2 separate regions of the Homo sapiens genome follow, and region 2 is linked to region 1. Evidence: read pairs that join two places in POLR2A ChIA-PET (ENCODE). Cell type or tissue: CD4-positive, alpha-beta T cell. All regions are shown on one strand. Each heading gives the region's core, and the rest is flanking DNA. Links, peaks and the distances in the headings are about the cores only. Region 1 overlaps RTKN2 (rhotekin 2). Region 2 overlaps ARID5B (AT-rich interaction domain 5B).

The links. ChIA-PET counts read pairs that join two places held together with the same protein. Peaks named below come from ENCODE experiments on the same cell type or tissue, not always from the same donor. Only the 100,000 strongest peaks of a DNase experiment are listed, where the experiment ranks them.
Region 2: POLR2A ChIA-PET joins it to region 1 with 5 read pairs; 3 of 35 experiments call an interaction of 5 or more read pairs at or near these places.

What each region holds. Positions count from the first base shown.
Region 1 is chr10:62,231,037-62,235,438 of GRCh38, reverse strand. All of the region lies in intron 6 of RTKN2 (rhotekin 2), which reads left to right. Among named protein-coding and RNA genes, the nearest start is that of LINC02621, 26 kb to the left of the region's middle. In CD4-positive, alpha-beta T cell, for the core only: no CTCF peak of the experiment used is centred there; no DNase peak of the experiment used is centred there; H3K4me3 peaks cover 1,705 bases.
Region 2 is chr10:61,932,287-61,936,688 of GRCh38, reverse strand. The region is part of intron 2 of ARID5B (AT-rich interaction domain 5B); the gene reads right to left. Among named protein-coding and RNA genes, the nearest start is that of ARID5B, 33 kb to the right of the region's middle. In CD4-positive, alpha-beta T cell, for the core only: no CTCF peak of the experiment used is centred there; no DNase peak of the experiment used is centred there; H3K27ac peaks cover 1,529 bases.

The DNA.
Region 1 (4,402 bases), core at 403-4,402:
GAAAGGAACTATGTATATGTCAAAGTATTTCTTTACATATTAATCTACTAATTAAATTGCTGTATGTATGTCATGCTTTATTCTTATAGAAAATATTTTATCTCTTTTTAACAAAACCACATTATCATTATCATACTTAACTAAATAAAAAATAAGTCATTAATATCCAGTCTGTATTCATATTGCCCAATTCTGGAAAAAATACTGTTTTGATTTGTTCAAATCGGAATCCAAACAAGGTCTACAATATTACATTAAAGTGAGTCTTTTAAGTTTCTTTTAGCCTACTACAATTTCCTGTCCTCTTTTTTTCTTGTCATTATTTATTGAAGAGACTAGGTCTTGTAGAATTTTCCATATTTTGAATTTAGTTGATTGCATCTTTGTGGTCTTTTTTTACATTTTTTTCTGGCCCTTGTATTTCCTATAACCTCGCAGTTAGATCTAGAGGACTGATTAGATTCAGTTCTCTTTTAGGGGAATAATATTCATATTATTAGATGTACTTCCTACTAGCTTCTAGTAGGAGGCTTTGTCCCACTTTCAGTAATGTTAAAATTGATGATGTTAAAATGTTAGGTGTTGCCAGCCTAACCCATCCAATATAAAGTTCTCTATCAGTCTTTTATCTATGGTTTTTAACAGCCAAGGATAATCATTTATTATTTCATTATGGATTATAATTTGGTGACTTTGTATATCTGTCCTGCATTCTTTTCTTCCAAACTGGAATTCTTGCAAAGAACGTGTCCTTGTAAACTCTCTGGATACAACTACAATAACATTGGTGGAGGAAACAGAAGAAAAAAATGCCTGATTCTTCCGTTTACTAGATTTTAGAATATTAAGTTGAAACCCTAGCAATCATGGAGGTGATCAGTGTTGTTTTATTTGAACTCTTGAATTTTCTTTTCTTTTCTTTTTCTTTTTCTTTTTTTTTTTTTAAGACAAGTCTGGATCTGTTGCCCAGTCTGGAGTGCAGTGGAGCTCTCAGCTCCCTGCAGCCTCAGCCTCCTGAGTAGCTAGGACTACTGGCACATGCTACCATGCCTGGTGGCTAATTTTTGTATTTTTCTTGTAGAGATAGGGTTTCACCACATTGCTCAGGCTGATCTCAACCTCATGGGCTCAAGCAATCCGCTTGCCTCAGCTTCCCAAAGTGCTGGGATTACAGGTATGAGGCCACCACACCCAGCCTTGAATTTTTATAATGTTTGTGTTTCAATCTGCCATTCTCTTTGATGCCCAAGTTGTTCATCTTTGATCAGTGGGAAACCGTTAAGCTGACTTCTACATCCTTTGACACAACCTAATCTTTGATAGCTTTTTTGCTTTCTGACACAGTAAGATGTTCCCCTTTCACCTTGTATTTTTCTGCCAAGACTTGGAAACACCATTTCTCCAAGGAGCGTGGTTTCCTTCAGATACCTTCTTTAAACATTGTATTTGTTTCTTCACAAATAGTTTTATGTTGATGTTTCTTTGGAACACTGTTGATCAAGCTGCATTCCTAGAATTTCTTTGCATGTTTCGTCGAGTTGGCTCTTCAGCATGTCAGTAATTTTACTGTAATTATAAAAAGCAAAATATTTTAGGTATAGATCCTAGAAATGCCAGTCATCAGAATTTAATGAAATTACTCTTTTCATGTGATATATATTACATGCAAAATATACTTTGGCACTCTAGCATAGTGTCTTTCAATCTCTTTGGATTGATGCTCATGCTAAAAAAATACATTTTACATCGTGACTGAGTGCACAGTTATGTAAGCAGATAGATTTTATGAAGTAATTCTTAACCCTTACTATTTACAATATAATTATCAGGCATTTTCTTATTCTTTTGCTTTCAGTTTTTTTTAATGCTGTTTGTAAATCATTAAATTGATTTCATGACCCGTGAATCAGTCCCAGTCTACATTCTGAAAAACAGTCATAGAAGATGTCTTTCCAATGTAAATGTCATTTAAAAGGAGGCAAGAGACCTTTAATTTTCTTCTCTTAGATCTAAGACCATCTTTAAAACTTTTCTGCATTAATATTATATCAAGGATTTGCTGGAAGGTACTTTAATTCAGTCATAAGGTGGTGGAATTAATTCTTTTTAATGATTAGATAAACAATTCTATTTCCAGGTTTAAGCAGGTTTTAGTGCAGAAAGAGATCTTAGAGATAATTACCCAGTTCAATAAGTTTTACATTTTTTAAGTAGCAAAGCTCCTATTTTAAAAATGACAGGACCAGTAGTGTCTTTTATCCAACTACACTATATGGTAGAAAAGTTACATTTTCCCCTCACTTTCTCATATGAAAGGCAAAGATGTTCATACACAATCACTTCTTTTTAGAAAGCTTTTCAGAAACATTTTTGGAGTTTCATGCACCTTTACAGCATGTAAAAACAATGAATGTGCTTCTTAAACAGTTTAAAACTTCATTGTTTGTCCATGAATACTCAATTTTTAATTTCTGTAATTTATTACTTCTGTGACCCAAGAGAGATTAATTTACTCTGAGTTTTTGTTTTTCCTTCTGTAATAATAATACATAATAATATCTCAACTCCATAGGATAATTACGAGATTTAATAAGATAATTCATGGATTTGGTTTATAAAGGAAGCATTTTGTAGTAAGCTCTGTTACCATTATGGTTACTATTTTTACTGTTCCCAGACCAGTGCTTTTTCTAGGGCTTTTTTTTTTAAACTCATGCTAAAACTTCACAGTTTAGAAACTTGACATAGGATTATAAAATGTAGCCACATTTTTTCATTTAAACTACATTTATAATTTTATAGGAGGTCATTTAAATGATGTTAGAAACTATATTTAAGGCTGGGGGCAGTGGCTCATACCTGTAATCCCAACATTTTGGGAGGCCGAGGCAGGCAAATTGCTTGAGCCCAGGAGTTCGTGACCAGCCTGGGCACCATGGTGAAACCCCTTCTCTACTAAAAATACAAAAACCCAGCCCCAGCTGTAGTCCCAACTACCCAGGAGGCTGAAGTAGGAGGATCACCTGAGCCTGGGAGGTTGAGGCTAAAGTGAGCTGTGATCATGCCACTGCACTCCAGCCTGGATGACAGAGTGAGACCCTGTCTCAAAAAAAAAAAAAAAAAGAAAGAAAGAAATTATATTTAATCTATATTTCTTTTTGAAGCCTAGAGGAATTTTTGAGAATAAATTATTGTGCATTAAGTTCTTTTTAATAGACAGCCATATAGATCTTGGAGTGTCTGTTTTCCTGTTCAGAATTTTTCATTCTATTTGGTTTATTCTGAGTTCAAACACGAATTTTCTTTATAAACATTTCCCCCTTGAATCTTGCGTGCCATTTGTTTATTTGATACCATTAAAGTGGGTCAAAAGATACAATAAAACCTTTTACAACATTTCACAAATCATGTCCTTGTAATACCAGCATTCTGTTGACACTGTAGTGTGAACCCAGAGTCTACTAGGTTAACTCATAGCCCGGGACTACTCTTACCTGATGCTTCCTTAACTGACCACTTCAGCACCATGGTAGGAGTTTAAAAATCAGGATGCATAAGGGGATCAATTTTGTATATTTAAGTGATCTAGGTCAATGCGAAGATTTCTAATACAGCTTTTAGTCTTTAACCAAAATGGACACATATAAAATGATAAAATTTTCCCTAGTAATATGATATGTGACCAAATATAGCCGTTCTTCCTGACAAGAGTGCATTTTTTAGACTACCATTTAAGCCATTTTTTTTTAATAACATTCCCCTTCCTCCAAAAAAATGTTGTAACAATTGCCCTATTTGATAGAAAAAAAAATGTAGCTGATTAAACTTTTGGGAACTCAAAATTAGGGTTGGCTAAAAGGAATGAGTGTGATGTTTTAGAAAGAAAATGTTATCCTGACAAGAATGTTTTAAAAGTGAGGTCACTGTTGGTTTTGGAAGCACTGGCATTGTAGTTAGTCATGTTTTAAAAATGAAGCAACTTGAAATATCATAAAGTATTGTTTGATCTGAAAGAAGACAGTGAACATTTTTGGTAATTTTTAGTAAGCTCCCTGATAAGATTCATCTATTCATTTTATTGTGGAATTTAGCTTACTAAAATTCCTTTAGCCAGATTTTCCCAGTGCATCTAATAGCTGAATTAACTATTTTATGTTCCTTGATAACTATTTAGTACATTATTCTTTAAATATACATCATTTTAAGCAATCATCGTGTGAAAACTGGTAAAATTCAGCATGATTATTTACTTGACAAAAGATGTATTGTTTCTTAAAAATAAGCCACTAATACTACATTTTATAATACTACATTTTAAATATGATTAAAGTTATAAAACATGCATCCAAACACTTGTTCAGAATACATGGATTATTTATGTTTTGAGGAACGAGACTGTTAA
Region 2 (4,402 bases), core at 1-4,000, 300 kb after region 1:
CGTGGCATGCAGAGATGATTTTAGATGGTTCACAGGTAGACTTTTAATTTAATTAAATTAATTTATTTATTTGAGACGGAGTCTCACTCTGTAGCCCAGGCTGAAGTGCAGTGGCACGATCTCAGCTCCTGCAACCTCTGCCTCTCAGGTTCAAGCGATTCTCCTGCCTCAGCCTCCTTAGTAACTGGGATTACAGGTGCCTGCCATCACGCCTGGCTAATCTTTGTACTTTTAGTAGAGACAGGGTTTCACCATGTTGGCCAGGATGGTCTCGAACTCCTGACCTCTGGTGATCTGCCTGCCTTGGCCTCCCAGGGCGCTGGGATTACAGGCGTGAGCCACCGCACCCGGCCCAGAAATAAACTTTTAAAATGTATATTAAGTTTTTCATTGCTTATTTGTTTTGTATTTACTATTTATGGGAAGGTGGTACTGGTTTTCTATTTATAGGAGATATAGCAAGTTTTAAAAAAGGGCCAATTTGAACATAGGCATTAAGTAAACACAGGGAACATGTGGATATAGCCAGAAAAATAAAAGTCAAGATGCTATGAAAATAAAATTTGGAACAATGTGTTATATCATTGGTTTTCAAAGTGGGTTCAGAAACCCTCGGGAATCTCTGAGACCATTTCAGATGGTCCACAGGGTCAAAACAATGATCCTAAAACTACTAAGACATTACTGGCTTTTTTCACTCTCATCCTCTTTCAAGTGTATATATAGTAGGGTTTTCCAGAAACGATGTGACATGTGATATCACAACAGAGTGAATGCAGAAGGAGATATGAGAACTCCGCTCTCTATATAAAGCTAGACAGTAAAGAGATTTACAAAAAATGTAAAACAATGCCACTGTTCTTACTAATTTTTTGTTGTTTTTGAAAATATGGTTAACTTTCATAAAAAGTGCGTTACATTTACATAATGAGTTTATATTGCTATTTTATTTTATTTTTAAATTAACTTACAGTAAAATTTCCTTTTTTGGTGTACAGTTCTGCGAATTTTAACACATGGATAGATTCATATAACTACCACGACTATATTGTCAGGATACAGACTAGTCCCTCACCCTCAAAACCCCTCATATTAATTCTTAGTAGTCACCCTCTCCCTCCACTCCCCACCAGCTCCTGGCAACTACTGATTTGTTCTTGGTATAGTTTTTTCTTTCCTAAAATGTCATATAAATTGAATCATACAGTACAAAATCTTTGAGGCTGCTTCTTAAAGCAGCCTCAAAGAATAATGCCTTTGAGATCCATCCATCCATGACCCTGCTTGTATCGATAGCTTATTCCTTTCTGCAGAGTTCTTATGTATCCATGGTATGTTTGTGTCCCAAAGTTTGTTTATCCACGCACTGACTGAGGGACATCTGGTTTGTTTCAATTTTGGTGATTACAAACAGAGCTGCTATAAATTTCCATGTACGGGCATACCTCTTTTTATTGTGCTTCACTTTACTGCACTTCACAGATATTGCATTTTTTACAAATTGAAAGTCTGTGGGAAGCAAGTTGTGCCAAGAAAGTCTATCGGCCCCATTTTTCCAACAGGAGGTGCTCGCTTTGTGTCTCCAGGTCACATTTTGGTAATTCTTGTGATATTTCAAAACTTGTCATTATTGTTATATCCAGTATGTTGATCTGTAATCTTTTTTTTTTTTTTTTTAATCAGAGTCTTGCTCTGTTGCCCAGGCTGGAGTGCAATGGTGCAATCTCGGCTCACTGCAACCTCCGCCTCCGGGATTCAGACAATTCTCTTGCCTCAGCCTCCCGAGTAGCTGGGATTACAGGCATGTGCCACCATGCCCAGCTAATTTTTGTATTTTTAGTAGAGACGGGGTTTCACCATGTTGGTCAGGCTGGCCTCGAACTCCTGACCTCATGATCCACCCGCCTCAGACTCCCAAAGTGCTGGGATTACAGGTGTGAGCCACCGCACCCAGCCGATCAGTGATCTTTAATATTACTATTGTAATTGTTTGGAGATGCCACAAACCATGCAGATATAAGGTGGCAAACTTCACTGACAACTGTTTTGTGTTCTGACTGCTCCACTGACCTGCCTTTTTCCCCAGTCTATCTCCCTCTCCTCCTGCCTACCTATTCCATAAGACTTAACAATAATGGGCTAATTAATAACCCTACAATGGCCTCTAAGTGTTCAAGTGAAAGTAGGAGTCCCATGCCTCTCCCTTTAAATCAAAAGCTAGAAATAATTAAGCTTAGTGAGGAAGGCATGTCAAAACCCAAGAGAGGCTGAAAGCTAGGCCTCTTGCGCCAGTTAACCATGTTGTGAATGCAAAGGAAAAGCTCTTAAAGGAAATTCAAAGCACTACTCCAGTGAGCATACAAATGATAAGAAGGCAAAACAGACTTACTGCTGATATGGAGAAAGTTTTAGTGGTCTGGGTAGAAAGATCAAACAGGCCACAATATTCCCTTAAACCAAAGCCTAATCCAGAGCAGGGCCCTAACTCTCTTCAATTCTACGAAAGCTAAAAGTGGTGAGGAAGCTGCAAAATAAAGGTTGGAAGCTAACAGAGGTTGATTCATGAGGTTTAAGGAAAGAAGCTGCCTCTGTAACTTTCAAGTACACGGTAAAGCAGGAAATGCTGATGTAGAAATTGCAGCAAGTTTACCAGAAGATCTAGCTAAGATAATTGAAGGTAGCTACACTAAACAACAGATTTTCAATAGAAGATGAAACAGCCTTATATTGGGCAAAAAAGACCATCTAGGACTTTCATAGATAGTGAGATGTCAATGCCAGCTTCAAAGCTTCAGAGGACAGGCTGATTCTTCTGTTAGGGGCTAATGCAGCTGGTGATTTTAAGTTGAAGCCAATGCTCATTTACCATTCTGAAAATCCTAGGGCCTTTCAGGATTATGCTAAATCTATGCTCTCTGTGCTCTATAAATGAAAAAATGAAGCTGGATTGAGAGCACATCTGTTTACAGCAGGGTTTACTGAAAATTTTAAGCCTGCTGTTGAGACCTATTGCTCAGAATAAGAGATTTCTTTACAAATATGACTGCTTATTGACATCCAAGGTTCTGATGGAGATGTACAAAGAGATGAATGTTGTTTTTATGCCTGCTAACACAACATCTATTCTGCAGTCCATGGATCAAGGAGTAACTTTGACTTACGAGTATCATTATATAAGAAATATACTTTATGAAGCTATAGCTGCCACAGTGATTCCTCTGATAGATCTAGGCAAAGTAAACGGAAAACCTTCTAGAAAGCATTCACTATTCTAGATGCCATTAAGTACATTCAGATTCATGAAAGTGGGTCAAAACATCAATATTAACAGAAGTTTGGAAGGCATTGATTCAACCCTCATAGGTGACGACTTTCAGGAATTTAAGACTTCAGTGGAAGAAGTAACTGCAGAGGTGGTGGAAACAATAAGATAACTAGAATTAGAAGTGGAGCCCAAAGATGTGAATGAATTGCTGCAATCTCATGACTAAACTTGAACAGATGAAGAGGAGCTACTTCTTATGAATGAGTAAAGAAAGGGGTTTCTTGACATAAAATCTACTGTTGGTGAAGATGCTGTCAACAATGTTTTTTTGTTTTGTTTTGTTTTTGTTCTTTTGAGTTGGGTCTGGCTCTGTTGGCCAGGTTGGAGTGCATTGGCACCATATGGCCTGAACTCCTGGCCTCAAGCTATCTTCTCACTTCAGCCTCCCGAATAGGTGGGACTACAGGCCTGGCTAAATTTTTAAATTTATTTTTAGAGAGGAGTTTCACTGTGTTGCTTAGGTTGCTCTCAAACTCCTAGCCTCAAGCAATCCTCTTTCCTCATCCTCCCGAAGTGCTGGGATTTGTGAACATTGCTGAAATGACCACAAAAAGTTCAGAATATTACGTCAAGTTAGTTGATAAAGGCAGTGGCAGGGTTTGAGAGGGTTGACTCCAATTTTGAAAGAAATTCTACCTGTGGGTAAAATCCAATCAAGCAGCACTGCATACTACAGAGTAATCTTTCGTGAAATGAAGTGTCAACCAATGCATGGCATTTTAAGAAATTGTGATTTTGAGACCAGCCTGGGCAACATGGCGAAACTGCATCTCAACAGCAACAAAAATTAGCCAGGTGTGGTGGCACACACCCATAGTTCCAGCTACTCAGGGGCTGAGGTGGAAGGATCACTTGAGCCTGGGAAGTCGAGGCTGCAGTGAACCATTAATGCACCACTGCACTCCAGCCTGGGTGACAGAGTGAGATTCTGTCTCAAAAAAAAAAAAAAAGAAAAAGAAAAAGAAAAAGAAAAAAGGAATTGCCACAGTCACCCTAACCTTCAGCAACCACGACCCTGATCAGTCAGCTGCCATCAACATCAAGCCCAGATCTTCCACAAGCAAAAAAAATTACAAC